3 separate regions of the Mus musculus genome follow, and all the other regions are linked to region 2. Evidence: chromatin loops called from intact Hi-C (ENCODE). Cell type or tissue: left cerebral cortex. All regions are shown on one strand. Each heading gives the region's core, and the rest is flanking DNA. Links, peaks and the distances in the headings are about the cores only. Region 1 has its middle 47 kb from the start of Gc. Region 2 holds the start of Gm35936 (a long non-coding RNA gene). Region 3 overlaps Adamts3 (a disintegrin-like and metallopeptidase (reprolysin type) with thrombospondin type 1 motif, 3).

Region 1 (11,424 bases), core at 1,440-9,439, 780 kb after region 2:
CTAATAGAACATTGATAAAATATGAGAGCATAGACTCCAAAAGTAGCTAGACCACAAGGTCATAGAAAGCAAAAAGCAGGATGATTAGACCCCGCCAATTAACATTGCATAAAGGATCAGTGGCTCATCTGAAGGACAGAGGTTTTTTTTTTCCATCATAAATGTTTTTATTTTTAGAGTAAATAACAATATTCCTTTTTTTTTTTTTTTTTTGCAGATGCCACATTTTATTTATTCCTTGATGGACATTTGGACATTTCTTTATTAATCATTTGATTTATTTACGTTTCAAATTTTGTCCCCCTTCCTGGTCCCCCCTCCATGAACCTTTCACCCCATTCCCTCTCTCCTTTGCCTCTAAGAGGATGCCCCCCACATACCCACCTATCCCCACCTCAACCCTTTTTGCATCCCCCTTCTCTGGAGCATCAAGCCTCCACAGGACCAAGTGCATCCCCTCCCACGGATGCCAGATGAGGCAGTTCTCTGCTACATATGTTGTGGGAGCCATGGACCAGCCCATGTGTACTCTTTGGTTGGTGGTTTATTCCATAGTTCTGAGGGGTCTGGTTAGTTGATACTGTTGTTTATCCTATGGGGCTGCAATCCCCTTCAGCTCCTTCAGTCCTCCCCCTATCTCTACCATAGGGGTCCCCAGGCTCAATCCAATGGTTGGCTGTAAGTATCTGCATCTGTCTTAGTCAGGTGCTGGCAAAGATTCTCAGAGGACAGCCATACCAGGCTCCTGTCTATAAGCACATCTTGGTATCAGCTGGTCTAACTGGCAGTCTGCCTGTAGAAGAATGCAAATTGACCCATTTTTATCTTTTTGTCCAAAGCTCAAGTCCAAGTGGATCAAGGACCTCAACATAAAACCAGATACACTAGATCTAATAGAAGAGAAAGTGGGAAATAGTCTGGAACACATTGGCACAGGAAGGATTTCCTTAATAGAACATCAATGGTTCAGGCTGTAAGATCAACAATTGACAAATGACACCTCATGAAACTGAAACCTTCTATAAGGCAAAGGACACTGTCAATAGGACAAAACAGCAACCTATAGATTGGGGAAAGATCTTTACTAGCCCTACATCCTATAGACGGATAATATCCAAAATATACAAAGAATTCAAGAAGTTAGATTCCAAAAAACCAAATAACACTATTAAAAATGAGGTATGGAGCTAAACAAAAAATTCTCAACAGAGGAATCTGGAATGGCCGAGAAAATGTTTAACATCCTTAGTCATCAGGGAAATGCAAATCAAAAATGACCCTGAGATTCCACCTTACACCAACCAGAATTGCTAAGATCAAAAACTCAGGAAACCGAATATGCTGGCGAGGATGTGGAGAAAGAGGAACCCTCCTCCGTTGTTGGTGGGATTGCAAGCTTGTACAACTGCTTTGGAAATGAACCTGGCTGTTCCTTAGAAAATTAGAAATAGTTCTACCTGAAGACCCAGCTATACAACTCCTGGGCATATACCCAAAAGATGCCTCAACATATCACAAGGACACATACTCTACTATGTTCATAGCACCCTTAGTTATAATAGCCAGAAGCTGGAAACAACCTAGATATTCCTTAATGGAAGAATGGATACAGAAAATGTGGTACATTTACACAATGGAATACTACTCAGCTATTAAAAACAAGGATATCATGAATTTTGCAGGCAAATTCATGGAAGTAGAAAATATCATCCTGGGTGAGGTAACCCTGACCCAAAAGGACATATATGGTATGTACTCACTGATAAGTGTATATTATCCCAAAGGCTCAGAATACCCACTATATAACTCACAGACCTTATGAAGCTTAACAAGAAGGATAGACAAAGTGTGGATGCTTCAATCCCACTTCGAAGGGGGAAGAAAATAATCACAGGAGGCAGAGGGATGGAGGACTGGGTAAGATGGGGGAGGGGGGAAAGGGAGGTAGGATCAGGTATAGGAAGAGACAGGAGAGAAGTCCAGGGTGCCAGGAGAATGAATAGAAATATGCAGCAGTGGTTGGTGAGGAACAGTTGATTGGGGGGGGGGGGGGCGACACTAAAAAGTCCCAGACAGCAGGGATGCAAGAAGCTCCCAGGACCCAGTGGCGAAGGCATTAGCCAAAATGCCAAACAGTGGGGAGATAGAAGCTGAAGAAACCATATCCAGAGGTTAGACAAGGCCCCCAGTTGACGAATGGGGCCACCCACTCATCTCAAAATGTTTAACCCAGAAATGTTCCTCTCTAAAAGGAAATGCAGGGACAAAACTGGAGCAGACACTGAAGTAAAGGCCATCCAGAGACCACTCCATCTTGGGATCCATCCCATGCAGAGACACCAAACTCCAACACTACTGAAGGACAGATTCTTGAATCAAGTTTGTTTCAGAAATACACCTCTCCTCCATCATTTACTGTATGTAAGTCATCATTTCCCAAACGTATCCATCTATTAGATAAAGCCTTTGTGTGAATACTGCCCAGAGTTACTGCTCTGTTGGTTTAGAGGAAACCATGCCCAGGTTTTAGATGAGAAATTGCATTTACAAATCATTTCTAAACTACTGCAAACTGTTCCAATTTAGTCAGGTATTTTTATGCTTGGTCAGGTAGGACTGAATACTTCTGTGACTAAGTAGTCAATAAAATTTACAAAGCAAACTGAAGTAGGGTCTTCCTTAGTGTCATTGAGCTCATGTTTGTGGTTTTCTTATATTAAGAAGCAGTGACTCAAATGGCCCATCATTTAGGATGGGTTTTAGATATTACATTTAGGATGGGTTTAGCTATGACATCATCATCATGTCCTTGACGCTCCACTTCCTGCTGTGATGCTGTTGTCTTTTGATACGATAACTCCTCACTGGTTTCCAACAGTAAGAGATGGTTTTCTGCTTCATCTACTGTCAACCAGAGATGATAATAATCATCTCTGTATCCCCTGGATAATAATCTGATTTATATAAGCTCTCAATAACTTCAGGCATCAACTTTATCTGAGTCCTCACTATACAGAAGGGAAACAACTCTATTGTGTTTCTAAGAATGACATACATTGTACCAGGGTTCTTCTAGGCAGTGATAGAGGATATATTTGGCTTAAGGTATTGACTTACCCTACTGAGAAGCTGGTAAGCCTGCCATCCAGAGGGTAGGTTGACGGTATAGACACATCAGGGTAAAATGTCTGTGCTACAGACTTGAGGTAGAATCCTTCCTTGCCTGGAAACTTCTGTTCCATCTCTTAAGGGCTGCAATGAATTGTATGTTCATCTCCTTTAAGTTGGCTGATGGTAAATGTTAATCACACTACAGCATCTATGTTCATCTTTCATCAAACTCTCACCAAAGTCTGCTCAGGCTGATGGGTAAAATTCACCCAGAACACAAGCTTTTTTTGTTGTTGTCGTCTGTAGAGTTTAAAGTCGTTTACAGTGCAGGAGCAATTTACCACGCTTCCTGGGTGCTTAGATCATCACACAGGTGCTTCTCACACATGACTTTAATGGCCTTAAAAGCTCTCCACAAGGATTAGTTTATTATTAGGATGAAATTCTTCAGGAGGAAGGTTCCCTATTCTGGATATTTAGATTTTAAATCATGAAGAAAGCTTTTATGTCTGTTAATTCAAGGGCAATAATCCCATGCAACACAATAATTTGATCAGACTTAACATTTATCGATTTCTTTTTATTTATTTATTTATTCATTTTTATTTTTTTTTTGGTTTTTTTCGAGGCAGGGTTTCTCTGTATAGCCGTGGCTGTCCTGGCACTCACTTTGTAGACCAGGCTGACCTCAAACTCAGAGATCCGCCTGCCTCTGCCTCCCAAGTGCTGGAATTGACATTTATTGACTTCTATTGAGAAAGAAATGAGTAGAAGGAACCAAGGGAGTTTGGAGGTTGGTTGCTAGGGTTCTGGTTCCTCTTTACAGAGTTCTGCCTGAAGCAGAGCTCTCTCTTCCTCACATTAGAATGGTGTGAAGAATCATGAAACACAAAATTCTTTTTCTAAAGTGTCCCCTCAGAGATGCAAATTTGATCAGGCTTGATTGAGTACGACCCACTGTGCCACCATATCTTAGCCAAACTAAAAATGATGAAAATTCCTGAGAGCAGCCGGTTCATTGCTCTCACCTGTTGACTGAGTGGCTGACCATACTCAGCCCTGAGGAGCTGCAGCCACTCAGCCTCTCCTCTTCTGCCAGTCCCCTTGCCCTGCAGGTGCTGCTGCACTGTCAAGGTTTGTCCTTAATGACAGACTGACACTTTCATTACAAAGCTTTCCCAGCCATGGGTAATCAAACAAAAATATTCTTTTTTCCAAACGCTATTTCCTTCTTGCTTATTCTTTTCCAAGATTCAAAAAAAAAATCTTGTCCCCATTAGGAAAGGACCTAATTAACAATTGTTCTTTCCAAGACTACTCCGATATCCTAACAACAGTGCTCCTTCTCCCTTCTTCCCTTCCTTCTTTCCTTCCTTCTTTCCTTCCTTCCCTCCTTCCTTTCCTTTCCTTTTTTCTTCTTTCTTTTGGTTATGAGCCACGCCATCTCTCCAGCCCAAGAGCTCCTACTTTCACAACCTAAGTTTACTAGCAAGTACTTACTAGCTGTCTAGAGATCAAAGGTTTTTATATTCTTTTGTAGCCTATAAGAAAGCATTTTAAGGTGTAAATTAGAGCCTGGCCCCACATCTTCAACATCAGAAAAACGGACACATTGCATGCTGCACTATAGTCAGAACTTGCCCAATTCAAATGAAACCCTTTGCTTCCACCCTGTGGATGACATATCTAAATGCAGTTACTACATAAAAGGGATTCTGAGATTTCTTTTACATTATTCTAAAATCTACTCATTTTATAAATTACTATACAAAGGATTATACTGTACTAACTTGTTTTGTTGATTCTCTCCTGTCCTCTTCCCCCACTTTCCTTGTCCTGCCTGGTAACCTCCACCCCACTAGCCTCCTTCAGCTCTCATGTCTTATGTAGGCTGTTCTGTCAGCTCCCCAATAACTAGTACTCCCCTCTCATTGTTCCCTTTTCAGTTTCATTGTCTGTACCCATATTCACACATATCTCAGCTGCTTCAGTGTTGACTATTTTACTAAGATCTGTTTTAACATATATATCTATATATAGTGTGTACTTGTATTCATACATATATAACACATATATGAATGTTAAAATAGATTTTTTTTTTTTGGTTTTTTGAGACAGGGTTTCTCTGTGTAGCCCTGGCTGTCCTGGAACTCAAGATCAGGCTGGCCTGAAACTCGGAAATCTGCCTGCCTCTGCCTCCCAAGTGCTGAGATTAAAGGCATGCGCCACCACTGCCCAACCACCCCTACCCAGCTAAAATAGATCTCACTGTAACTGTTTATTGTCAATTTGACCACTATTTACACATAAACCAAACCAATGTGACTAAAGCTAACAGTTTACAAATCTATTAAATTTCATGCTAGCCATGATGTACAAAAATATCCTTTCACGAGTTTCCTTTCTGTGGCTTTACTTCCAATGGTTAATAATGGGCTTCAAAAAATTAATCAAGAAAAATTCTGAAGATAAACTCAGATATTTTTTACTTACTTCCTGTTTCTAAAACTCTTCAATTTTTCTAAAAATTTATTTATTATTTTCATTAGATATTTTCTTTATTTACATTTCCTTTCCTAGTTTCCCCTCCGAAAACCTCCCATTCCCTTTTCCCTCCCCCTGATCATCAACCCACCCACTCCTGCTTCCTGGCTCTTGTAGTCCCCTGTACTGGGGCATAGAACCTTCACAAGACCAAGAGCCTCTCCTCCCATTGATGACCTACTAGGCCTCCTCTGCTATATAGAGCCATGAGTCCCACCATGTGTTTTCTTTGATTGGTGGTTTAGTCCCTGGGATCTCTATGGGTAGTGGTTGGTTCATATTGTTGTTCCTCCTAAGGGTCTATAAACCCCTTCAGTTCCTTGGGTTCTTTCTCTAAATCCTTCATTGGAGATCCTGTGCTCTATCCAATGGATGGCTGTGAGCATCTATTTCTATGTTTGTCAGGCACTGGCAGAGCTTCTTAGGAGACAGCTATATCAGGCTCCTGTCAGCAAGCTCTTGTTGGCTTCCACAATAGTGTCTGGGTTTGGTGGTTGTATATGGGATGGATCCCCAGGTGGGGAAGTTTCTGGATGGTCATTCCTTCAGTCTCTGCTTCACACTTTGTGTCTGTAACTCCTTCTATGGGTATTTTGTTCCCCCTTCTAAGAAGGATCAAAGAATCCCCACTTTAGCAGCCTTATTTATAATAACCTGAAGCTGGAAAGAACCCAGATGTCCCTCAACAGAGGAATGGATACAGAAAATGTGGTACATTTACACAATGGAATACTACTCAGCTATTAAAAACAATGACTTCATGTCACTTGCAGGCAAATGGATAGAACTAGAAAATATCATCCTGAGTGAGGTAACCCAATCACAAAAGAACACAAATGGTATGCACTCACTGATAAGTGGATACTAGCCCAAAAGCTCAGAATATCCAAGATACAATTCACAGACCACATGAAGCTCAAGAAGAAAGAAAACCAAAGTGTGGGTGCTTCAGTCTGTCTTAGAAGGGGTAATAAAATACTCATGGAGCAAATACAGAGGAAAATTTGTGGAGCAGAGACTGAAGGAAAGGCCATCCAGAGACTGTTCCACCTGGGGATCCATTCCATATAGAGTCACCAAATGCAGACACTATTAGAGTTAGAGAAAGGACTGAAGGAGCTGAAGGGGTTTGCAACCTCATAGGAAGAACAGCAATATCAACCCACAAGACCTCCCAGGGTCTAAACCACCAACCAAGAAGTACTCATGAAGGGACCCATGGCTCCAGCTGTATATATAGTAGAGGATGACCTTGTCAGGCATCAATGGGAAGAGGCCCTTGGTCCTGTGATGGCTCGATGTCCCAGTGTAAGGGAATGTGAGGGTGGGGAGGTGGGAGTTGGTGGGTGGGTTGGTGAGGGCAGGAGGAGGGGGTATGGGATAAGGGGTTTCTGGAGGGGAGGGGAATCAGGAAAGTGGACAACATTTGAAATGTAAATCAAATATCCAATAAAGAAGTTACTATTGAAAAAATACCAGTGCTTTGCTCTTTAAAGGATTTATTTATGTACACAGTATCTGTCTACATATATGCCTGCATGCCAGAAGAGGATGTCAGATCTCACTACAGATGTTTGTGAACCACCATGTGGTTGCTGGGAATTGAACTTAGGACTCTGAAAGGGCAGTCAGTGTTCTCAACCTCTAAGAAATATCTCCAGCCCAATAGTTTGCTTTTTATAGGCTTCATTGTTTGTATTTTATAGTACTTTCCAACCTGTGGCCTCATCTAACATTCATCCTAATCACCCAGAGGTAACCCAGTTCCTATCACAAGAATTTCCAGGAAATTATGTTATCCATGAGATAATACACTAACAGTATGTGCTAGTGAACAGCAAAGACTGACCTAAGAGAACATTCAGCACTCTCCTTGAATCAGAAGAAGTGCTTAACTGTCAGAAGCCATATAGAAAAGGCCAAAGGTATGCAGGTGAGTTTTCTGGAGATGGCTCACCATTTTGCATGGTCTGTGAAGGGTGAGCTCTAAGAATGCAGGGTCCTTAGGGACTTCATCCCAAGATTGCTTCTTGCTGCTGATAATGACTTTCCTGTCACTATTGATTAGTGACCATTAGCCTAATGATTCCTGGGTATCAGACCACCTTATTGGGCAATTTCCCTGCAGATCAGCATGAAGATGACTTTATAGAGTTTCTGATTTGATTTAAATAATTTTACGAAGAAAATTTAAGGAGATGGTTTCAGTTGTTTTGCCCGAAAATGTAATAAAGTTAGAATGAAGAATAGAATGTGCCTCCTCCTCATAAAATAGTAAGTAAAGGCTGCATAGTAAGGAATACGTGAGCTTTCACAATTGTACTAAGAGAAACAAGGGGCTGGAGAGATGGCTCAGCAGTTAAGAGCACTGACTGCTCTTCCGAAGATCCTGAGTTCAAATCCCAGCAACCACATGGTGGGTCCTGAGTTCAAATCCCAGCAACCACATGGTGGCTCACAACCATCTGAATTGTATCTAATGCCCTCTTCTGGTGTGTCTGAAGATAGCTACAGTGTACTTACATATAACAATAAATAAATCTTTAAAAAAGAAAAGAAAGAAGAAGAGAAACAGGCTTGAGACAAATTTATGATCAAGGAAAAACATTCATTCTAGATCAAGTCCAAGGATGAAGCTGTAGATCTCCATGCCCTCCTGGGTCAGCCGATTTGGACCACAAGGGCAAAGGAAGCATAGACAGTAAGCAGGGGTTTTGGAAGCCCTATGAATATGTATGGTGAACGACTACACCAGGATCAGCAATCAGTAGGCAGATCAACTTTACATGGGGTAATTCAAAGCTTATAATTTGGGAGACTGAGAGTAGGAACATCCAGGAGGAGCAAAGTTATTGGCTGGGGATATGAGACTGGGGATACCTGGAATGCCTCATTAGCATTGGGGAGCATTTCAGGAATCTCAAGTGCTGGCCAAACAGGTTTTACAGGAAAAAGGAAATTGTCTATTGTAATGCTACAGAGATCCCTCAAGACCTGGACTCTGCAAGTAAACTCAAATGACCCTGCCTCTAAGTTACTTCTGACTGGTAAATAAAGATGCCAACAGCCAAGAGCTGGGCAGAAGAGACATAGGTGGGGGTTAGGCTTCCTGGGCTGGGAGTCAGAGGAAAACCATGAGAAGAAGGTGGAGGAGGGAGGAGAGGAGAAGCTGCCATGGGTTAGACAAACCATAAAAATATGGCTCTTAGGGATAGCCAATTAGAGTTAAGAGCAGCCCAGATAAAACAGTAAGTAGTAAGCAATAACTCAGGGTTATCTACAGGAATGTAGATTCTAATAGCTTAGAGTGGAGATAGCTACCCAGGTCTTGTGATGATTAAGCCTTTTAGGAAATATAAAGGTTGTGTGTGCCTCTTACTGGGAACTAAATGATCAAGGCTGTGTAGACACCCCAGGTCAGGATTAAAAATTTCTACAACAGTGTGTCCATTAACTCTTGAAATAAGTAGTGCCAGTATCCTCAGATGTTAGATGAAGACACTGGGGTAGAAGAGAGCTAATCATCCCTTGGAAGGTTAATTGCTAGGAAACACACTCACACACACAGAACAGTAGAAGGATGCGTTGGGGTTTAGCTGGATATGCACAGACAACTTTGCACAGTGTTTTGTCCTCCACTACAACTTTAAGGTAAAGGCTTCTCAGGGAAACGAGATGCAGCAAGGCAGATGGCAGATCTTTAAACATTTCCAGAGCTTCTAGTCAGCACTTACCAAGCTTAGCCCTAAGTATTACACTGGCTTCCCCTGTGCTTCTGCAGGCAGACATAAACCAGGGAGAGGATAGAGAATAAACTTTGTAGGCAAGTGGAGAATCGCTGAGAATGAAATGAGGGGAAAACTGGCCCACCTCAGTTTCCAGACCTGAGTATTGCAGCAAGCTCTTTAGAGTGAAATAGCCCTCTCCCCTGTCCCCTCCCCCCTTTCCCCTCTTCCTCCTACCCCCTTTTCCCCTTCCTCTCTCTCCCCCCTCCCTTCTCCCCACTCCTCTCTTCCCTCCCCCCTTTTCTCCTTCTCTCTCTCTCTGCTGCTCAGTCAGCTCCAGGGCATCTTGCTGTCTGTCTCAGGAGTCCATCAGCTGTCATTTTCTTCCTGCATCTCACCAGCCAAGTCAGTTCTGGTGACTTTCCATTTGGGTGCTGAACAGGACAATAAAACAATGCCTCCTTCACTGGTCTCTCATCACAAGTTGTTTGCTTTACTGTTTTGTTAACTTTCATGATGGATGAGAACATGACCTATCACAGAAATAAAATAAATCACACTGTCATCATCTACTCTATCTGGAAAATCTACCTGGGCAAACAGGAAAGAGGAAAATAGTGGCTTCCATGGACCACCACTTCCAGCTCTGGACTTCCCCTTATACTGTTGGCAATCCTACTTCTATACAAGCTTTCCTTAAGGGCTCTTCATGATCATGGTGACCTGGATTCATCTTATACTTCAAATCTTGTCAATACATTTGTGTTACGACATTTGATGTGTTTAACTTCCAAATTTGGTCTAATAATTTAAAGTCATTTAAATTTATTGTTCTCTTTCACAGAAATTTTTGCTTTGGGGGAAAAATGTGGGCTGGAAGAAGAAGCCATGTTATAAGGTTTTGATGTGCACAGATGGGAGAAAGTATTACAGACCAGGAAACTCTCCCAAAGTCTAGCTCCCCAGAGATGCACAAGTCCTTTCTATTCAGCAAATCTTGTCAGCGTCCTTCCCACCTTACAAGGCTCTTGTCTTAAACAGAATTATTGAAGGTATTCTCCAAGGCGGTGCCCTTGAAAATGTCAGTTCATAGAAATGTATAAGCAAATGAGAAACAAATACTTTCCTAAGCTGCTTTGTGACAAAAATAATGAGGGTGAGACTCAAAATATCTAGCAATTGGAATGGCATCTGTACTCACTAACCAGAGTAGGACATTGCTGGGTAAAGAGACATGATGGCCACGAGCAACTGACTCAGTCATGGGGAGGGTATATGCCTGAACACTGCCTTGCAGTTGAGAAACAGAACAGATGAGAGAGCTGGGAAAATCCTTGGAGAAAAGAAGACAAAACCAAAGTGGGAGGGTCTCTTGAGTGTCACTCACTTGGGAAGTTCCTAGGTTAACATTCTTATCTTTAGAGTCTAAGGTTTTGACTATAACAAAGCATTTCTAAGGCTGTTTGATTTCAAAGCTTAAACATGCTTGAAATCAAACAACAGCTTCCTAAGCGGGTCTTTGAAATTGACTTCTCATATCAACAATCTAGGAAGTAGTTAAGCTTAAATACCATAAAATTCATCCAATAAAAATAAATAGCCAGGTTAACAATAAAGGTAGGTAATCTTATCCTAAAGGGTAAAACTAATTTTAATCTACACCATTTTCTAAACTACGTTAGCAGACTCATAGTTTGCTGTCATTTGTATGTTCCCAACTATGCAGTTAGAAGCTAAGCCAACAGCCACAGGCAAGGATCACTTGAGTTATTTCTGTGTAAACAACAGAAATTCACTGTGTGAGCAGGCTCCACCTACTGGCTCAAAAAGCTGACATGATGCCCTAGTAATAGTGGAAGTGGTTAGTAACTTTGATTAGGCTTAAATAAATGCATGACTCTCATTCATTGGCCATTCCTGGGTCAGTTTTTCATGGCACAACTGCATTGCAAAGCATTTCTAGGGGTCTTGATCTGACACAATCGGCAAGTCCCTGGCAGGTGAGAATACTTTAAACTATACTGTTTAAATGTGAACAGTACTG
Region 2 (11,424 bases), core at 2,119-10,118:
CAAGGAAACAAACAACAAACCAAAAATGAGTGTATCCTGATCTGGGTGTGGTGGTTCATGCCTGCCTGTAATCTCAGGGCTCGGGAGGGGGTGCAGAAGGAGTGTGAATTTGAGTTCAGCCTATGCTATATAGTAAAACCTTGTATCAAAAAGACTGAAGGGATATACGCACGCCTTTAATCCCACCACTAGGGAGGCAGAGACAGGCGGATTTCTGAGTTCGAGGCCAGCCTGGTCTACAAAGTGAGTTCCAGGACAGCCAGGGCTATACAGAGAAACCCTGTCTCAAAAAGCCAAAAAAATACAAAAACAAAAACAAAACTTCACTGTGACATTTTCATGTACTTGGTGTGTTCTGATCACATTCACACTCTGGTCCCCTCTCTTGCTCTCTGAGCTCCAATCCGTTTTTCTCTAGTCATCACCTTTCTTTCCTACCTTAGATCCTGCTTACTGAATGTAAGAGGAAATGTGCTGTTTGTCCTTCTGACTCTGGTCCAGCTCCAGTTCCATCTGCTTGTTCACAAGTGGCTTCATTGTGTTCCTTGTGATTGTACATATAGACATCACGTTTCCTCTGTCTGGTCACCCACTGATGGACACGTGGGCTGTTTCTGCAATCTGACCGTTACGGGTAGTGTTGGGAGGAGCATGACTATACAGGTATCCCCATGACAAGTTGACGATGGTGCTTTGGGGTACAGGCCCATATGGGGTATGTTGTGTCTGGCCAGCTGCTCGAATGTCTGGGTTCTAGTCTGGAAAGGCATCTTGGAAACCTGGAAGAGAAGAGGGAGCTAGGAGGGCGAGAAAAAGATGTAGCTAAGACAGTCATTCTGATCAAAGCTCAATTTTTTATTTCCGACACTCAGTTATGAAGGAGGGGAAGGGGCCCGATTCACGCCAAATAATCCTGGAGTCCAGTAGCAGGGTGACCACGTGTATGGCTCCGGAAAAGCAAAGTGGCAGGCTCCAGCAGTGGGCGTGGCAGAACGATTGAGTGGCAAGCTCCACCCCAAAGTAAACAGTGAAACCTGAGCAAGCAGGTTTCAGGCTGGGGAGGGGAGGCTACAGGGTATACCTAGATCATATGGAAGATCCATTTCTAGCTCTTTGAAGAAATCCTGAACCACTTTTCATAATAGTTGTACTGATTTCCATTCTCACAGTAACCCCTGCCCCGTTGCCCTCTTTAACGTTTCCTTGCTGTTCCGTGACTGTCTTTGTCAGGGTTTCTATTCCTGCACAAACAACATGACCAAGAAGCAAGGGTTTATTCAGCTTACACTTCTACACTGCTGTTCATCACCAAAGGAAGTCAGGATTGGATCTCAAGTAGGTCAGGAAGCAGGAGCTGATGCAGAGGCCATAGAGGGATGTTCTTTACTGGTTTGCTTCCCCTGGCTTGCTCAGCCTGCTCTCTTATAGAATCCAAGATTACCAGCCCAGAGATGGTCCCACCCACAAGGAACCCTCCCCTCCTTGATCACTAATTGAGAAAATGCCTTATGGAGGCGCTTCCCCAACTGAAGCTCCTTTCTCTGTGATAACTCCAGCCTGTGTCAAGTTGACACATACAACCAGCCAGTACAATTGACCCCTTGTCAACTTGACACACAAACACATCACTAGTAAGCCTCAACCCTTAGTTTCTTATTCATCCCCAAGATCTAAATAACTTTAAAAATCCCACAGTCTTTACATATTAAAAGTTCAATCCCTTTAAAATGTCCAATATCCTTTAAAATTCAAAGTCTCTTAATTGTGGGCTCCACTAAAATACTTTCTTCCTTCAAGGGGGAAAAATATCAGGTCGCAGTCACAATCAAAAGCAAAAATCAAACCCCAACTGTCCAATGTCTGGGATCCAACTCACGATCTTCTGGGCTCCTCCAAGGGCTTGGGTCACTTCTCCAGCCCTGTCCTTTGTAGCACAGAGCTTGTCTTCTAGGCTCCAGCTGCCTGTAGTCCACTGCTGCTGCTGTTCTTGGTGGTCATCTCATGGTACTGGCATCTCCAAAATACTGCATGACCCCTTCAGTCCTGGGCCGTCAATTGCAACTGAGGCTGTACCTTCACTAATGGCCTTCCATGGCCTCTCACAGTGCCGAGCCTCAGCTGCTCTGCATGACCCCTTCATGCCTTCAAAACCAGTACCACCTGGGTGACTCTTACATATTACCAAGTCCTGCTGCAGCATGAGGTACAACTTTGGCTATCTCTGGAACACAGCCTCTTTGTGCTTTCAGAAAACACTTCCCAGAAGATGTCACCTCAATGATGCTGGTCTCTTCTTAATCACAGCTAATTTCTTAGCTCCAGCTAACCAGCATCAATAGTCCCAGTAATGCAAAGTTTTCACTTTAGTAGTTCTGGTATCTTGTTAATCACAGCTCATTCTTCAGCCCCAGCTAACCAGAACCACAGAATCTTCACAATCAAAATAGCAATGGCCCTGAAAAGAGTCTTTAAGTTTCCCTCTGAAATTACACAAGCCAGGCCTCCATCTTCTGCACTGTTCTCAACATTATCTTCCAAGTTCCTATACAACATCCCAAAGAGCTCTTAACACAAAATGGATCTTCTAGCCCAAAGTTCCAAAGTCCTTCCACAGTCCTCTGCAAAACATGGTCAGGTTGTTACAGGAATACCCCACTATGCTGGTACCAATTTGTCTTAGTCAGGGTTTCCATTCCTGCACGAACATCATGACCAAGAAGCAGTTGGGGAGGAAAAGGTTTATTCAGCTGACACTTTCCACATTGCTGTTGATCACCGAAGGATGTCAGGACTGGAACTCAAGCAAGCCAGTAAGTAATATCCCTCCATGGCCTCTGCATCAGCTCCTGCTTCCTGACCTGCTTGAGTTTCAGTCCTGACTTCCTTTGGTGATGAACAGCAATGTGGAAGTGTAAGCCCCAACTTGCTTCTTGGTCATAATGTTCATGCAGGAATAGAAACCCTGACTAAGACAGTGACAATGGCCATTCTGGCTGCGGTAAGAAAGCATCTTGTAGTTTTGTTTTGTTTTGTTTTGTTTCTTTGTTTGGTTTGGTTTGGTTTGGTTTTTTTTTTTTTTTTTTGGTTTTTCGAGACAGGGTTTCTCTGTGTGGCCCTGGCTGTCCTGGCACTCACTTTGTAGACCAGGTTGGCCTTGAACTCAGAAATCTGCCTGCCTCTGCCTCGCAAGTACTGGGATTAAAGGTGTGTGCCACCACGCCCGGCTTACATCTTGTAGTCTTAATTTGCATGGACACAACGTTGTACTTTTCTCTCTGTGGTTATTGATCATTTGGATTTCTCCCTGCTCACTTCATCTGTCCCTATATTGATTGGATTATTTGTTCTATTGCTATTTAAATCCTCTGTCTATTCTGGGTATTAGCCCCCTGGCTGGTGAGGAAATACTCTCTCCCATGCTGTGTGCTCTCTCTTACCGGTAGCTCTGACCAAGGTGTTAGAGCTGAAAAAAGACGACACACAGGTAGCTGGTGTGCCTTTGTTACCACTCATGTCCATGGGCCTATGGATAGGGGGAGAGGCCTTCTGGTGGCAGAAGGAAAGACTATCAAAAATAAAGAGGAAATCTTCTCCCCACTAAGGGCTCTACAAGGGTCTACAAAGCTGGCTGTCATTCGCTACTTGAGACACCAGAAAAGAAAGGACCCAGTTTCAAAAGTCAACGATAGGGCAGGTGAAGCAGCCAGCCATGCTGCCCTGTAGGTCAGACCTCTCTTGCCCCCGACTTCCCTGCATCTGGGGGATCCTATACTCCCTTACCACCCTAAGTATTCAAAAGATGACACAGTCTGAGCTAAGAATTTGCCCATGTCCCAGTGTGTTACAGATGGTGGAGAACAGCAGATAACAAACTCATTATGCCAGAAGACATGGGAGTACACATACTTCAGAAGATCTACTGCTCTCCCCGCATGGGTGTCCAGAGAATCCAGGATCTGATACAGCTGCCTAATGTCAGGATTAGAGATGCCAACTCGGGCTAGAAAGATGGCTCAGAGCACTGACTGCTCTTCTGAAGGTTCTGAGTTCAAATCCCAGCAACCACATGGTGGCTCAGAGCTATCCGTAATGAGATCTGATGCCCTCTTCTGGTGTGTCTACAGTGTACTTAGATATAATAATAAACACATCTTTAGGCTGGAGTGAGCAGGATTCACCAGAGCAAGCAGAGGTCCTGAATTCAAATTCCCAGCAACCACATGATGGCTCACAACCATCAGTACAGCTACACTGTACTCATATACATAAAATAAATAAATAATAAATAAATCTTAAAAAGAGAGAGATGCCAACTTGAAGATAGCTAATGTTGTCAAGAACCATGATGCCTGCCCGTGAGGGACAAGGCTAGGCCTGGAGTCTACTGAGAGACAGGCTTCACACAGTTAGAACAAGAAAACATTTAGATATAAATATTTACTGATGCTTGTAGATACCTTTTCGGGTTGGACTGACGCTTTCCCAACTGAGTATGAGACTGCTCAGATGATAACACAGAAACTGCTAAAAGAAATTCTCCTAAGGTACAGTTTTCCTAGGTTTATAGGGTCAGACAAAGGACCTACATGTGTGTCCCAGGTAAGTCAGGAATTAAATAATATTCTGTAGATTGATTGGAAACTTCATTGTGCTTACAGACCCCAGAGTTTAGAATAGGTAGAAAAGATAAATAGTACCCTAAAGAGACCTTAACTAAATTGACCTTAGAGACTGTCAGAGACTGGGTGACTCTCCTCCCCTTTGCCCTTTATAGCGTATGGAAGTCCCCAATACCAGATGAGACTCACCCCCCCCTTTTTTGTTTTTTTGTTTTTGTTTGTTTTTTTGTTTTTTTGTTTTTGTTTTTGTTTTTTTTGGTTTTTTGAGACAGGGTTTCTTTGTGTATCCCTGGCTGTCCTGGAACTCACTTTGTAGACCAGGCTGGCCTGGAACTCAGAAATCTGCCTGCCTCTGCCTCCCGAGTGCTGGGATTAAAGGCCTGTGCCACCACGCCTGGCTGAGACTCACCCCTTTTAAAATTATGTTTGATTCACCTGCTGGCAGAAGTTATTATAGAAGCAGATGATCACCAATTATTAGACAATCTTGAGGGTGTCCAATGGGTATATAACATGTTTGGCCTAAACTTCGTGCTTTCTATAAAACAAGTTCACCTCCGGAGCTCCACTAACTTTAGGTCCTAGTCAAGAGACACTGCCAGCGGTCACTAGAGCCTCACTGAAGGGGTCCCAATGCTACAAAGTTGCACTGTGGATCCACCACACATCTGTTTGCAGTAGACTATGACCCTGGCCAGCAGGAGGAGAATTCAGCCCCAAGACTTCCTCCTGACTCCCACTGATGGGCTACATCCCATGCCTCAGGGACACCACAAAGATATCGCCCTGTTACTGCTTATGAAACTTCAGAAAGCTCCATGATTGGGCCTTCTAGTTACAAGAGAAAGCGGGGAATTGAGACCAAATCTTTTAAGTTCACACTGTGTTTTAGAGAACCTGACCTAAGTTTGAACGCAGGTAAACTAACCGGCTGGTACCTAGCATTAGTTTCCAAGTTGTCCCCCAACAAAACCTGAGCCTAGCTCATCCCCAACAAGACCTGTGTCTCCAGGTTAATCTCCCCCAACAAATCAAGGATTTCCAGGGTATCCCCCAGCAAGAAGTCTTCACCCCAGGTTACAAACCTGCCCCTACTTAAGGCAGAGGGAAACAAAATAGTTTGTGGTTTGGTTTCCAGAACCATCCGATTGTGCTAAAGGCTACAGTAGCACTCCAATTAGATGCCTGTCAGGCTAGAAACACATGCCCCTCACTTGCCATGTTCTATAAAACCCAGTAAGTTTTCGGTGATCGTCTCCACCCAAACTGTCCTATTCACAAGCTCAGCTTGTAAATCAAGGCCCTCATGGGATTGCATCGGATCGGCTCCTGACTCGTCTTTTGGGGTTCACTAACACTTCCTTGGCACTACAGTATCTTTATTCTATGTACAGTTCTACAAATGACATGGCACTTAACGAATGGATGAAAATTCTAGAGTAACCAGTCTTTACCAAAAGGACCAGCAGAGGGCAGCCAACACTGTCGGATGAAGATCCTTCTCCAGCCTACAGGACACAGGGCTTCTGGGATTCTCTTTTCTCCGTTCACTTCAGAAAGGAAACAAGAAAGGTTTTTTTTTTGTTTGTTTTGTTTTGTTTTTTTTTTTTTTTGATTCTTTAATGTGTCTACACTAACACTTAAATAAGATTCTAAGATGGTTATGGTAGTGCTGGCCTTTAATCCCAACGTTCAGTAGGTAAAACAGGTGGGTCTCTGAGTTCTAGGACAGCCAGGGCTACAGAGACACTGTCAAAATAAAAATACCCCATCCACCAACACCAAATTATAGTATATTGTCTTATAGCATTTAGAGATTGTCAATGTTATATATAGAGGTATATGGTATTATAGCACACTGAGACTATGTTAGACGATATATAGCATACAGAAATTGTCAATGCTACATAGAGAGGTATATGGTATTATAGCATATAGAGACTGTCAGTGCTGTATGGGGAGCTTTGAGCTTGTTGGTAGCATGACTGTGACTTCTAAAATATATGTATTTTTTGAGGCTTCTATGAAAATTAGGATTTCTTTTGCGGGGCTAAAACACCAAAGTAACTCGGGAAGAAAGGGGTTTATTTGACTTACTCTTCCATGCCACAAATTCAGCACTGAAGGAAATCAAGGCAGAAACTTCCTTCCTTCCTTCCTTTTTTTTTTTTTTTTTTGTGTAGTCCTGGTTTTCCTGGAACTCACCTTGTAGACCAGGCTGGCCTCAAACTCCCCTCCCCCCGCCCTGCTCCCCTACCCACTCCCTCTCACTTCTTGGCGCTGGCGTTCCCCTGTACTGGGGCATATAAAGTTTGCTAGACCAAGGGGCCTCTCTTCCCAATGATGGCCGACTAGGCCACCTTCTTTAGCCTGCTTTCTTATAGCACCCAGCCCAGGGATGGCACTGCCCACAGTGAACTAGGCCCTCCCTCATTTAAGAAAATGTTCCCTAGGCTTGCCCTCAGGCCAATCTGATGGAGGCCTTTTCTCAACTTCAGGCCATTCTTCACAGATTAACTTGTGTCAACTTGACAAAAACAGCCAGAATAGAGATGCTGCTGTAGGATGGGCAGGCACCAGACCCGCCCTGATCCCTTTCTCCAGCTCTCTGATGTTATCCAGTCCTGGTCCAGCTTCCACAGCCAAAATGAAATTCCTTTCCCCATAATAAGGTAATTTCTTCCTCCTTGGTTCTCAGGGAACATTCTCTACCCATCACATTCTTGAGTATGACTCTGAAGTCTCATAGTGGCTCTGAGCCACCTAACATTACTCAGGTAACTCCTGCCTTATTCCCTCTGTCCTACAAAGGGCAGCTAGCTTTATTTTATTTTCTGGTTTATAAAATCAGCCCAAGAAAATTTTATAATATGGGATGTTTTCTGTGCACTTGCTGAGATGTGTGTTCATGTGGGTGGCTGTATAATGTGTTGGCTGAAAATATTTTTTGCCAAATGATCTATTACTGTGCAATTAAAAAAAAAACACCTTACTGTTTCAGACCGTGCCTACAAAGCACAAGCCTGCCAGACATTCACACACTAACTAGACGGTAGCCTGGCAAAGGAACAGACAGTTGAGGCTTTTCCTGGGCTCTTTGCTCCGAGTATCTTGACATTCACCCAGGTCATCTACACTCACCCCTAAACGCCCCTTTTGCCTACCAACGGACTCCTTGACAGACACTCATCCCAGCCCCTAGGCTTCTAGGCTGTGTATTCTGTCCCTCCCCCCGGAGCTCTGCCTACGGACTCCCTTACGTCAGGCACTTGCGTCACCGGGTAGCCACCGTATCAAGTGTTTCACAGCACACTGACTGGTTTTTTTTTAATTAATTTATTTTAAATGATATGGGTGTGTGTATATCTGAGTGTAGTTTTGTGCATGTGCATGCAGTGCTCACGGAAGCTAGCAGAGGGCATCAGATCCCCTGGAACTGGAGTTTCAGGTGTTGGGAGCCGCCCTAGTGGGTGCTAGAGACAGAACTTGGGCCTTCTGCAAGAGGAATACAACTTAACTTCTGAACCATCTTTCTTGCATCTTAAAAAAAAATAAGTTGAGAATTTCAAACATGCACATAAGGTGTTTTAATCAGACCCACCCACCCCCCTCTTTCTCTTCCCTGCAATTTGTCCTCTAATCTCCCTTCTGAACTTCATTTTTAGTTTTAGATCACTGAGCCCACTTAGTGCTATCTCCGTGGGCTTCGGTGTTAAAGCATCTAATGAGGCATGGGTAGATTAGGGGCCATGTGCCTGAGTAAAACTTGGCTCTCATTTTCCCATTAACTGCCATTAACTGCCAATAGCTTCTTGGCTTAGGGTCGAGCTAGACGAGCCCTCCCTCATCCATGCTGGGATCCCGTGCGGGTCATGTGCATGCAGTTGTGGCTTCTGTGGACTCATGTGTGCAACAGCCCAATTGCGTGTGGCAAGTAATGATATAAGAGCAGATATCCCTACGTCTGGCTCTTTATAGTCTCTCCACCCCACCTTCTGCAATGTTCTCTGAGGCTTACTCTCTCTCTCGTTCTCTGCATTAACCACTCAGGGGTCTCTTATTCACTGCTACCTACTTCAGGAGGAAGCTTCTCTGATGAGAGGTGAAAGACGCTCCAGTTTACAGATGAGAGACATACCCTGAAGGACGTAGGGGTAGTTTATGGCCATATCCATTTAGTAAAATAATAGTATCACATTCTCTCTTAGGCCTATGACCTAGCTAGTCGTAGGATTTTTGGCCCAGTTAGTGCCAGGCCTGAGTTCTTCTTGTATAGCAAGATTTTCTTTAAAAAATGACCCATTAGTCAGAAATTGGTTATTCACTTAGCATTCATATCACTATTGAACTAATAGATGTAGCTCATCAGACAAGTTATTATTTTAGGCCTTGGGACTCACAGCTGCACAAAATTGTGAAATAGTTTTCTCTCCTGGCAGCGTAAATAGAACCTGCTGGCACCATGAAAGCTACCCAATAGGGGTGAAGCTTATAGGTCAGCTCCAGTTTAGATTCTACACATCCTATGACTCAAACAGGTGGCATCTTTGGGAGTAGGGTCTTACCATCAAGTTCTAGAGGATCACAAGAGCAGGGACCATAGCCTGTAATGCTATGTGAGGTCTCTGGGACCAGAAGCTCAGAAAGAGGGAGCCTGTAAGTGACACTGCTTGTGTTGGGTTTTATTTGACTTCCTGCAGTGTCTGAGAGACATGTTGTCCCCTACTACTACCTGCCAGCCATGCTTGATTTTTTTCTTTGTACTTGGTAAAATACCTATGTATCTGTACTCCGAGGAGTGTGGGAGGATGCTCTCTGTAGCATGTTATTTGGAGTCTCACCTCTAGAAACTATGTAGTTTCGGGTTGACAATATATTTTCACTGTTTGGCATTTTCATAGATTTATATAATAAATTTTAGTTGTTTTTCATCCCCTGCTCTCCAATGAGTTTAGGGTTTCTTACGTGAACATAGGTAGGAAGTGTTTCCTGGAGCAAGGAGAAATTACTAATGCCTACACCCCTGAGTAAAACAACACACCACTCAGCAACTTCAAACTTCCAAGTCCTTCAGGAAGAGGTTGGGCTTCATGGGATCCTCCCTTATCTGCAAGGAACCATTGGCATGCCTAATGTTGACAGGCCTGATATAGTAGACAAACACTGTGCCAACTGAGTTACATCCCCAGTGTCCACACGAACAATTTTATTTTTTAAGATGGGGTTTCACTGTATAACTCTGGTTGACCTTCGACCTAGAACTGACAATAAAGGCCAAGTGTACTGGGTAGTTTTGTGTCAACTTGACCCAAGCTGGAGTTATCACATAGAAAGGAGCTTCAGGTGAGGAAATGCCTCCATGACATCCAACTGTAAAGCATTTTCTCAATTAGTGATCAAGGGTGGGAGGGCCCTTTGTGGGTGGGACCATCCCTGGGCTGGTAGTCTTTGGGTTCTATAAGAAAGTAAGCTGAGCAAGCCAGGGGAAGCAAGCCAGCAAATAACATCTCTCCATGGCTCTGCATCAGCTCCTGCTTTCTGCCCTGCTTGAGTTCCAGTCCTGACTTCCTTTGATGGTGAACAGCAATCTGGAAATGTAAGCTCAATAAACCCTTTCCTCCCCAACTGCTTCTTGGTCATGATGTTTGTGCAGGAATAGAAACCCTGACTAAGACACCAAGGTACCCTCAAACACACAGAAATCTGCTTGTCTCAGTCTCCTGATTAAAGGCATACATCACCATTCCTGGCATAAACAATTTTTTATTGATTTATTGATTCATTATTTCAAGAAAATTGTTCAATTAAGTATTAACATCAAACCTTTTAAGAACTGGATAGACGATTCTCTCCTGGTATAACATGGCTCTTTTATACCAGGTTCAAATATTACTTTGCAGACTAGGCCCAGCCAGGTTCTCTGTCCCGCTCACTACCGGCTTCATCTCTCTTGTATAAATTTTTTGGCGCATATAACTTTGAGATTCATTGCATTATTTTGCCAGCAGGCATTGATTAATCTATGCATATTTATAAAAAGCATGTGCTCTATTCAACTCACCTCAGATATCTAAGTTCTCAGTTGGAAGGCTGTGTTGAGAGAGGTAATACAACCTCCTTATAGAGTCAGGGTCCTTTGTAACATCGTCTAACAGGCATAAAATTTTCAATTCTTTCCCCCTCATTTCTCTTCCCCAGCTTTCCATATAATAAATGCCAGTTGGTATCACTAACTATTCATTGGAAACATGATCTTCAACACTGGAGTAGTTACCCATCATTATCAATTGTGCCATAAACTATTTCACTATATTATTAGATAAGTTAACTTATTTTTTTTTTTTTTTTTTTTTTTTGGTTTTTCGAGACAGGGTTTCTCTGTATAGCCCTAGCTGTCCTGGAACTTACTTTGTAGACCAGGCTGGCCTCGAACTCAGAAATCCACCTGCCTCTGCCTCCCAAGTGCTGGGATTAAAGGCGTGCGCCACCACGCCCGGCAAGTTAACTTATTTACTTGTTCATTTATTTTATAATTTAGAGACACGTTCTCATTTTGCCCAGTCTGTCCCCAGACTCATTAAATAGCTGAGGATGACCTTGAACTCCTGACCCTCTATCTCCGCCTTCTAAATGTTATACTTTCATGCTATGCTATACAGGTGTGTATGTCACTATATCCAGTGACATTTTAAGTTATTTTTAATGATTTATTTATTTATCTCTCCCTGTGTATGTGTGTGTGTATGTGTGTGTACGTGTATACACACAGTGGCCAGAAGACCCAGAGCATGTTTACACTTGTTTT
Region 3 (9,449 bases), core at 13-8,012, 370 kb after region 2:
TTACAGGTGAATTTGAGGTATGTGAGACTGCCTTCTGTCTTTCAGTTTGTCATTGTGTATTTTTATTTGTTTTGTTTTTCAGACAACTTCTTAGAATATAATGTAGGCTTTGGACTAAGACCCTTGGCAAAGTCTCTTGTGTCCTAGGATTGCAGCCATGTGTCATTGTCACTGCATGTAGCTTCTGACCCCTAGTTTCTTTTTATACTTTGATGGTTTCATACGTGTTTGAGATAAATGGTCATTTTCACTCTGATTGCCTTCTCTTACCACCCTTCCCTTTCCCCACTGATACTATTCTTCTTCCCAATGAGTCTGTCTTCTATTTTCATGTGTGTATGTTTGTGTGCATGCATGTGTGCATGTGTGTGTGTGTATGTATGACTCACAAAATTTACATGTATCAGAGGTGCTAGCACTGAAGAAAGTGACATCCTATCTCCTAGTCACTACTAACTATCAGCATTCCCTTGAAGAGGGGCAGAACCTTATAAGCCCCCCCCCATGCTTCCAGGAGGAAATATTGAAGAGCCCAGTACTGTGCGAGTTTTGTCCAGGTAACTCCAGCTGTTTTGAGTTCAGGACTGTGATGACCATGCAGTATCCCAAAGATGTCTTTTTACGGCACCCCTTCCCAACTACTGGCTCATTCGTTATTTTCGTCCTCTCTTCCTCAGTGTGCCTTGAGCTTTGGATAGGGTACCTTCGATGGCAACCCATCTAGGACAGAGAATGTCACCATCATTTATTCTCAGCAATTTGAAAAGTGAACTGGTGTCCACTGCAGGAAGGAGCCTCTCTGATGAATGCTTAGAGCAGCTGCGATCTATGGCTATAAAGAGACAAATGGGTTTAGAAGGCCATTTGACTACATAATCACTTAGCAAAGCAAGCTCTTGACCAGGTTTATAGTAAATGGCATGAGGTCTGTCCTGTGGAGCTGGCATCAAATCCAAGCAGAAAGCCGTGAGTACCCTCACAACATTCAGGTCATTGTTGTTCCGGTGAGTGTATCTTGCCTGACAAGTCACTGCTGTATTTCCCAGGGTGCACATCTGGGGAAAATGGTTGATGACTTGTATTTCCCAGCAGTCTGCATAACACCTTCTGGTACAATGAAAGCGAGCCAGTAGGGAGGCAGCTTCCAACTCAGTTCCAGCTTAATTTTTCCATATCCTGCAACCAAAATGTATGATGTCTTCAGCAATAATGTCCCATTTCTTAACATGAAATGAATTATTACTTGGGTCTTCTCTAAGAGGTATTTAGCTTTCGATAACGGTTGTAGAATGATTTATCAGTGGATAGAGAATTACATTTCACCCTTCATTTTTACTGTTTTATGTGCGGCATATCCAATATTCCCATTGGATCACTTTTTGGCACAACCTTGATCTTCCTGTTATACATTTCAATTCATCCAAACTTCACAGTAAAAAAAAAAAAAAAAAAAAAAACCAACCAACCAACCAACAAACAAACAACAGCAAACAAAAACTTCAGTGATTATCTCCAATAGAATTTTTTTTAATCTTTTTCTCCAAGTGAATATTGAGGTTGGGACAAGGTAACATTATTAGGTAACCAGCTTTAAAGAAAATTATAACAGGCACTGGTAGATTAATTAGCCCATTTAATGATAAAAGTAGGACCGCATCTCCCCTTTTTTGGAAGTAGAAATGAGTTATGTGTATGTTCAAAAGCACTGTGTAGGTACCTTAGTACATTTTATAAGCCTACAGTAAATAGCTCTGCATGTTTTTAAAAGATACTTGCCACGGGTCTTTCTGTTTTTGGCATACATTCTGCAGTTACAAAGGTTGAATTTCATTTTCAGAAGAAAAATGATCAGTATGTAGTTTGCTTTTTTATAGGCTTCTTTTCTTCTATGGAGCATGGAATTTTGGCTTCAGCAAAACTCACTTGCCGTGGAACCGAGAATGTATGAATATCAGAATATTTATAAAAACATTATTGCACCTTATTTGCCATGTATATTGTGGTATTCTCCTACTCCCAGACCAAGATTTCCAGATGTGAAAGCCCATTCTTGTTTCTAGGTTCTCCTTGAACTTATGTCAGGAATCCCAAGTATCCGTTTCAGTTACATGGCTCTCCATAGCTTGGCTTAAGACTAGGGAGATGCGATGTTTCCTCCTTCATGTTCTTCCATGAAAGAGCTCGGTTTGGGGACCCCTGTACTTTACAAATGTATTAGTGACTGGGAGGGAGTTTGTTTATGTATGTCATCTCTATAAATCCTTACATTAAAACCCAAAGCTGAAAAAAGTTTAGTTCATTGATCCCTTAATTTATTTTAAAATAGCAATAGTAAAAGCATTTTAAAAAAACCAAAACAATTAAACCCTATATACATGAATATGAATAACTTTTTATAAACAGTGTCTGTATTTTCACAAACACCCATCAATATATTTTTAACTTCCGACCTCTTAATAACGGGTTTAATAGAACATGATTTTTTCCTATCATTTAGTTAAAATAGACAAAGAACATCTTGTCTTCTAGTTAGGTTTCTATTAAGATGTGATGAAACACTGTGACCAAAGGCAACTTGGGGAGGAAATGGTTTATCTGGTCATCCATCCCACCATCAGTTCATCACTGAGGGAAGAAGAGGCCAGCATTCAAGCCAAGCAGGAGATGGGGGGGTAGGAACTGAAGTAGACAACAGGGAGGGGTGTTGCTTATTGGCTTGCTCCCCATGGCTTGCTCAGTGTGCTTTCTTATACAACCAAGGATCAACCAGCTCAGGGGAGGGACCTTCTCAGTGCTCTGGGACTTCCTATATCAACCACATCAACTGTCAATCAAGGCCAATCTGGTGGAGGCCATTTTCTCAGCTGAGGTTCCTCTTCCTAGATGACTCTATCTCATGTCAAGTTGAACAAAAAACTAATCAGGACATCTAAGTGAGTTACAATCGAGAGAGGGTGGTTTATTTATTTTTTTAATATAACATGTTCTTTTCATATAAGGATAAACAGAGTTTGGATCTCAAAGAATACCTTTAAAAGAATGAGTCTCAGCTATCACTAGAAGTTCACCAACCCCAAATTGCAAAATCATTTTGCTATATAGTACTTACTTAAGAAGCTGAATATAAGTTTTAAAATAAACACTTGTTTCATGTGACTTTACGTTTGCTTTGAAATGTAACTTAAAGTAGAGAACACTGGGGGAAGTCTTTGGTGCTGGGGCTGGAGAGGTAGCTTGTTGATTAAGAGTACTTCCCCCTTTTGCAGAAGACCACAGTTCAGTTCTCAGGTCCCACAGTGGGTGGCTGTATTCTAGTCTCAGTAGATCTGATACTTTCTCTTGCTTCATTGGGCATGTATGTGGCACATATACATTCATATAGGCTCACACATACACATAAATTCTGTGTTTCTAGGGGGCTAAGGGCCAGATGCCAGGGAGACAGGAGGGAAGCTGGTTTTATTAACGGTCAGGTAGGTCCCAGATGCTGTGTAAGGCCCTTAGTGTGTACTATCTCATTAAGTCCCATAAGTCCCATAAATCACTGCTGTCAACCTCGGGAATGGAGGAAATGGATCGTCTGCTGCTGGGAACTAGCCTTACCACATTATTTCTTTGGGTTGGTGTTGTGATTCAAAACATTTCAGTATAGTATAGTCTCTTTGTATCAGGTTTCACAAGCCTCTTTGGCTACATTATTGACTGATTAGCTGTTCCGTGTCCTTTTTTTTTTTTTAATTGAAAAATAGATGTCTTTCATATGATATATCCCGATTATGGTGTTCCCTCTTCCCAACACTTCCCCACCCACCCAAATCCACATCCTCTCTCTATTACTCATTAGAAAATAAACAGGTATTTACAAAATAATGATAAAAATAAAATAAGATAAAGTAAAAGGAAACAGATTAGAATAGGACAAAGTATACAAACACAGCGGGGAAAGAGTCAAAGAAAAAGCAAGAAACACATATAGATGCAGAGATACACACATTTACACACAGAGAAAACCCCTAACAACAAAATCAGAAACTAGACTGTATAAGCAAAAGACCTGTAAGGTTAAAAAAAAAATCAAGACGAAGCATTATAAGACAAAACCAAAACCCAAACAAACAAAACCAAAACCAACCAACCAAACAAAACAAAACACCTCCAAAAATACCATTGAGTTCATTTTGTGTTAGCCTCCTGCTGCTGGGTATGGTGTCTGACTTTAAGTATGGTTTGCATACCCAGTGGAACTCTGTTGGAGAAAACAGACTTTTCATTTGTAAGCAGTTATCAGTAGGAGATAGCTCCGGTGTTAGGGATGGGGCTTGCGTCTACTTCCTCTTGGTGCTGGGGACCCCATCTAGCTCAGAGCCCTGCAGGTCCTGTGCCTGCTGCCACAGTCTCTGGGAGTTCCTGTGTACAGAAGTCCTGTAGTGTCTAGAAGGCCTTGTTTCCTTGGTGCTCTCTAAATCCACTGGCTGCTAGAATCATTCTGTCCCCTCTTCCAAAGAGTTCTCTGTGCCCCACGGGGAGAGATTTTATGGAGACACCCAGTTTCAAACTTAGTGTTTCAGGGTCTCTCACTCTGCACATTGTTCAGTTGTGAGTGTCTGTATTTGTTGCCATCCTCTATAGGAGGATGCTTCTCTGACAATGTCTGAACAAGGCATTGATCTATGAATACAGCAGAATGTTGTTAAGGAGTCATTTTGTTGCTATGTTCCATTGGCAGAATGGTAGTATTTGGTTTTTCCCTAGGTCCATGTTACCGTGTCTTTTAAATGTATATCTGAATAGATATACATTAAAATAAAATTAAAATAAAAATATATTTTTTACCTTTATTGAGAAAAACAAACACAATATTCATTCGTGATTCCACCAGGGGGCGCAAGAGTGCTAACCTGTTAAGTACATAATGATCTATAATTGATTATGATTGTAGTATGATTTATAATTATACATAAGCAAGTTGTATAAGAGACATTCTGAACAACTCATCAGTTATTATTATTCCTGGCCATAAAGATGCCATGTGATCTTTTTCCTGAAACCCAGGAAGGAGATTCTTCCCTAAATATGAAAAATGAGATGCAATGGGGATGGCAAATTGAAGCATGAATCACGTGACATGAATTTGAAAAATAAGCTGTGAACCACGTCAAGCAGGTTATGATTTTTTGTTGTTGGTTTGCTCAAATGCGTCTCAGTTTTAACGTTATTAGTTTGATCTGTGATGATCTCTTTGAAGCATTAGTATTTGAAGAACGTATACTTCCCTGTGGCCTTATTGAAGCTTTGGTGATATAGTTTATAAGGATTTTTGTATTTAGATAATGACTTTGTAAATGAATACTTACTCCATATTGAGGAGAGCCCCTTAATATAATTGAGTCACCGAGATCAAAGTATGAACGAGAGCCATGGGGATAATTTTTAGTAAAGTTGTAAAGTACCTTAAAAAAGAGCAGGGCTTGAGGACTGGAAAATGTGTGCATACTTTCTTATACCTTTAAAGATATTTGTGTTTGAGCAGGAATTTGGGGTATTATGATTTGTCGTTCTGAAGAGTCCTGCACGTTTGGCCTTTAAAAGGGCAATGTGCAGGTTCTCGAGGTGCAGGGCTGCAATGTTAATGGCAAGGCACAAAGCTGGGAGGTGGGTAGGAGTTCACAGCTGCGGACTGAGCACTTAACCATTGAGTCTGAAGAGGTTGGGGTGACTAAGGATGACTCTTCTGGGTTAGGCAATTATGGAAAATTGAAGAGAGAAGCAAGTTTTATTTCTGGAGAGAGAAATGGAAACAAAATAAAATACAACCCTGAAACAGCATTCAAGAACCTTCATTGTGCCAGGGATGTTGAAATACCACCATCTTTCATCAACAAACGTGGAAGTAGCTTTGGAGGGGTTGTATATCCTACCTGTGTGTGATCATAAGCTTGGAACTGGTGGGGGTGAGACTTGAAACTTTGTCTCTCTGGGCTAAAGGCACACACACCCTTTTCTATGATAGATGACACTCAAGGATGTACACAGAGAAGGGACAAAGGCTGATAGAGTGTGGGTAGTACATTATTATTGTAATTTATATTACATTATTATGTAAAATAATATGAGAGAGATCAATAAGAGATCGATAAGGAAATGCTCCTGGAGAGATGGAGTGGGTGTAAGATAAAGTTATTGCACCCAAGGAAAGGAAAATGTGTTCCCGTTGGATCTTATTCTTTCTAGAAATTATTCTCTAGATGCATCAAATTCTAAACATGGGGACGAAGCCATGTTTTGATGCATGCATGTATAATGTTATGTTCAGATCAGTGTAAGCATATCTGTGTCCTAGTACTAGTTGTTTTTATAAGAACTTTCAAAATCTTTCTAACCTTTGGAAGCCTATGGCATACCGTTATCCAGAACTGCCCTGTACTGTGGTAGCGATAGAACTTCATCATCACGTCTCTTACTTAGATGCCAGTGATCACTTGTCTTTTCTCTCTCCACCCCCGATCTCATCACCATTAGAGTAAAACCTGACTCCTCATTAGTTGTTCCAAGGCAATGGCTGAGAGCAGCCTCTGGCCCACCTTCCTGGACCTTCTTCCCTACCTGGTTGACTGTTCTTCCCGACCTGGTCAGCTGTGTCTTTGCCCCTGACTTGGTTGACTCTGTTTAGCCTCTTTGACCTTCTTGTTCTCGTTGGAATTAGTGAACTCGTGTCCTCTTCTTGCTGTCCCCATCACTAGTGTTTTCTTCTACACGGTTGGCTCCTTTTGATCCTTCAGACCTTTTCTGCAAGTATTTCATAGGTAGAAAATACTCTGGAGACCATTCTTACGTCTCCAGGGGGCAGGGGGGGGCAGGATCACTTCAGTACCATTACGGTCATGAACACAAACATTTGTTTGTTTACTTCCTCTTTCTTCTGAATGAGATTGTAGACCTCTTGCGGGCCAGTGGTTTTCTGTCTGATACACACACCATCACCTCCCAGTACCTCTGTGGGGTGCTTGGCATGCCTTGAAAGCCCAGTGCTTCGAGGACGCTGGTAAGCCTTCCTGTGTGCATGGCTCCTTGACGACTCTCAGTCACACCCATCTACACACACCCCTAAAATTCCAAGGATAAAGGTCACACAGTTTAAACTCTAATAAGATGTAAGACTTTCTCTCTTCGCTGGCTCATGGGTTCCTGGCTTGTCACTTCATAGAGCCTCTTTTTGTTTTTGTACCGTTGTGGGAATTCACATCTCACGAACTGTCAGGTTGGTACTTTTTACTCTTGGTCATTACCAACAGTTTAGGTTGAATTACTTGGGAGATCCTCACAGACCTTTCATTCCTAGCGCCTTGCCCGGCTAATGTAAATGTCTAGTACAATGTCAATGCCCAATACTGTTACTGGTGATTTAAAATTTACAGTTAAAAGTGTGGGCATTTTATAAAATATTTTTAGTTTTTATAGGTTTCAAAACAGACCCTATCTCTCCCACCCACATGCCCACAAATTTCAACCTTTAAGAAATGTTCGGTGGCTGACAGACTAGGCTAGAAATGAGGGAGTGTCATCCCATACTGAATTTAAAATTTAAATACCAGGTTGGAGAAACACAGCCAACCTGTAAGACTTTGACACCTACAACTCCCCTGGATTTGGGTGGGGCTGGGGCTGGGGCTGGGGCGGAGGCAGGGACCAGCTCTGGGGCCCAGCATCTCCCCTTTACCCTTACTTTTATTTGATAAAGCAGCCAGTGTTCCGTGTGGCCTCCAACGTTTTGGTTTGGGGATTGAGAGAGTGAGCAGCAGGTAGCTGTGACGCAGGTTTGCACAGTCCCCGAGCCGCACACACCTTAAGCCAACAGAACCAGTGAAAGACTACAGTGTATGACTTGAATCTGTGCTGTTTAGATGGAACTGCCCCTGAGCAATAAAAGCACATTTATACCAAGTCCTTAAGAAGTTTAGACTGGAGGGCTGTCTCCAGAAACTGGCCCCTCCTTGCGCCAAGACCCATGTGTTTGTCTTGGCTGGCTGGCTGCGTCTGCTTGGCCAGGGCAAATGCCTGGATGTTAAATTGATGAAACACAGGGCCGTTGATACTTCTCAGTGAGGCTTCTATTTGGTTAATGGCAGGGTAGCTCCCTTTGCTGCTAGCCACCTGTAAGTGGTCAAGTAGAAAAAGTTAAATGCAGAGATGTGAAAGAGGAAATTTTTCTTCAAAACAACAACAAAACTCTCTTACAAATGTATCATTTATAGTTGCCTTTCTAAATATCGAAAATAGGTTTAAATACACTGAAGAAGATGGTAAATAGAATCACCTCAGGTCTACCTCAACAGGATTTGAGTAGCATAATGTTGACAGGGGAGAGACTGACACTCTTTTAATATGGTTAGAGATTTGAGGAGCTGTGGGAAACATCATTAGAACAACAAGCCCTGGGAAGGTTTTAAAGAAAGGAGTTTCCTCCAGGTGATTGTGCCTATTTCTGTTTGGCATAAATACTGAACTGTAAATAAAGTGGCAAAGATGTTAGGGTTTGGCTTTTCTAAGTTTGAGCATTTGACAGCTTCACACAGCTTCACTCTTGTGAAAATGAAAGGGACTTGTGTTTGGTGGCATAGGTCACACTCCAGGCAGCTGTCAGTCAGTCTGCAGGACTCCATGTGAGTTTAGCAGCCATGGGCTCTCCCAGGGCTTTTCAGAGTCATCAACACAGAAGGGAAGGAAATGCAGAGATAGCTTTTGTCATTCTGATTTTTTTCAGAAGGGAATTATAGTATTGCTTTGGTTCTTACAGGTATCAACAGTCCATGGCTTTATCAATTGTCCGTTTCATCCAGCTATCTGCTCAGTGGTCCCAAACAGCCTGCCCTTCCCCATTTCTGTTGATCGTACATTTGATCTATTGTTTTCATTCAACAGGGTTTTTTTTTTTAAGATTTTTTTTTATTAGATATCTTCTTTATTTTCATTTCAAATGTTATCCCCTTTCCTAGTTTCCCCTCTGAAAACCTCCTACCCCCTCCTCCCTCCCCCTGCTCCCCAACACACCCACTCCTGTTTCCTGGCCCTGGCATTCCCCTATACTGGGGCATAGAACCTTCACAGGACCAAGGGCCTATCCTCCCATTGATGCCCCACAAGGCCATCCTCTGCTACATATGCAGCTGGAGCCATGAGTCCCACCATGTGTACTCTTTGGTTCGTGGTTTAGTCCCAGGTGATACTTTCTCAATGGCAGTGTGAAGGCTTCCATCGCTGGGATCTCTTGTCTATTGTTTAATCCTCTATGTCAAGAAGAGTGTCTAGGATATAATAGATGCTTATCAGAATGAATTGAATGGTATTTGTAAATAATAAAAGGACCAATTAAAGAAGAAGGGGGTAGAAGATGTAATGATTGTTTTCAAGGTATTCATATTCACCATACAGCTTGGTAAAGTAAAGAATAT

The links. Hi-C counts contacts between places; a loop is a spot of excess contacts. Peaks named below come from ENCODE experiments on the same cell type or tissue, not always from the same donor. Only the 100,000 strongest peaks of a DNase experiment are listed, where the experiment ranks them.
Region 1: a loop joins it to region 2, with 9 times the contacts of the local background. A loop is called at or near these places in 6 of 42 quality-filtered maps.
Region 3: it touches region 2 in a loop (4-fold over the local background); 2 of 42 quality-filtered maps call a loop at or near these places.

The regions. Positions count from the first base shown.
Region 1 is chr5:89,405,071-89,416,494 of GRCm38, reverse strand. No RefSeq gene overlaps it. Among named protein-coding and RNA genes, the nearest start is that of Gc, 47 kb to the left of the region's middle. In left cerebral cortex, for the core only: a CTCF peak has its summit at 4,795; a DNase peak (open chromatin) is centred at 4,752.
Region 2 is chr5:90,189,705-90,201,128 of GRCm38, reverse strand. It overlaps Gm35936 (a long non-coding RNA gene), which reads right to left and starts at 7,824. Exons shown (of 3, transcript XR_389324.1): 1 at 7,784-7,824; 2 at 6,074-6,169; 3 at 769-797. In left cerebral cortex, for the core only: a CTCF peak has its summit at 6,085 (motif pointing right); a DNase peak (open chromatin) is centred at 6,087.
Region 3 is chr5:89,815,156-89,824,604 of GRCm38, reverse strand. All of the region lies in intron 3 of Adamts3 (a disintegrin-like and metallopeptidase (reprolysin type) with thrombospondin type 1 motif, 3), which reads left to right. Among named protein-coding and RNA genes, the nearest start is that of Gm25758, 9.0 kb to the left of the region's middle. In left cerebral cortex, for the core only: a CTCF peak has its summit at 4,871 (motif pointing right); a DNase peak (open chromatin) is centred at 4,887.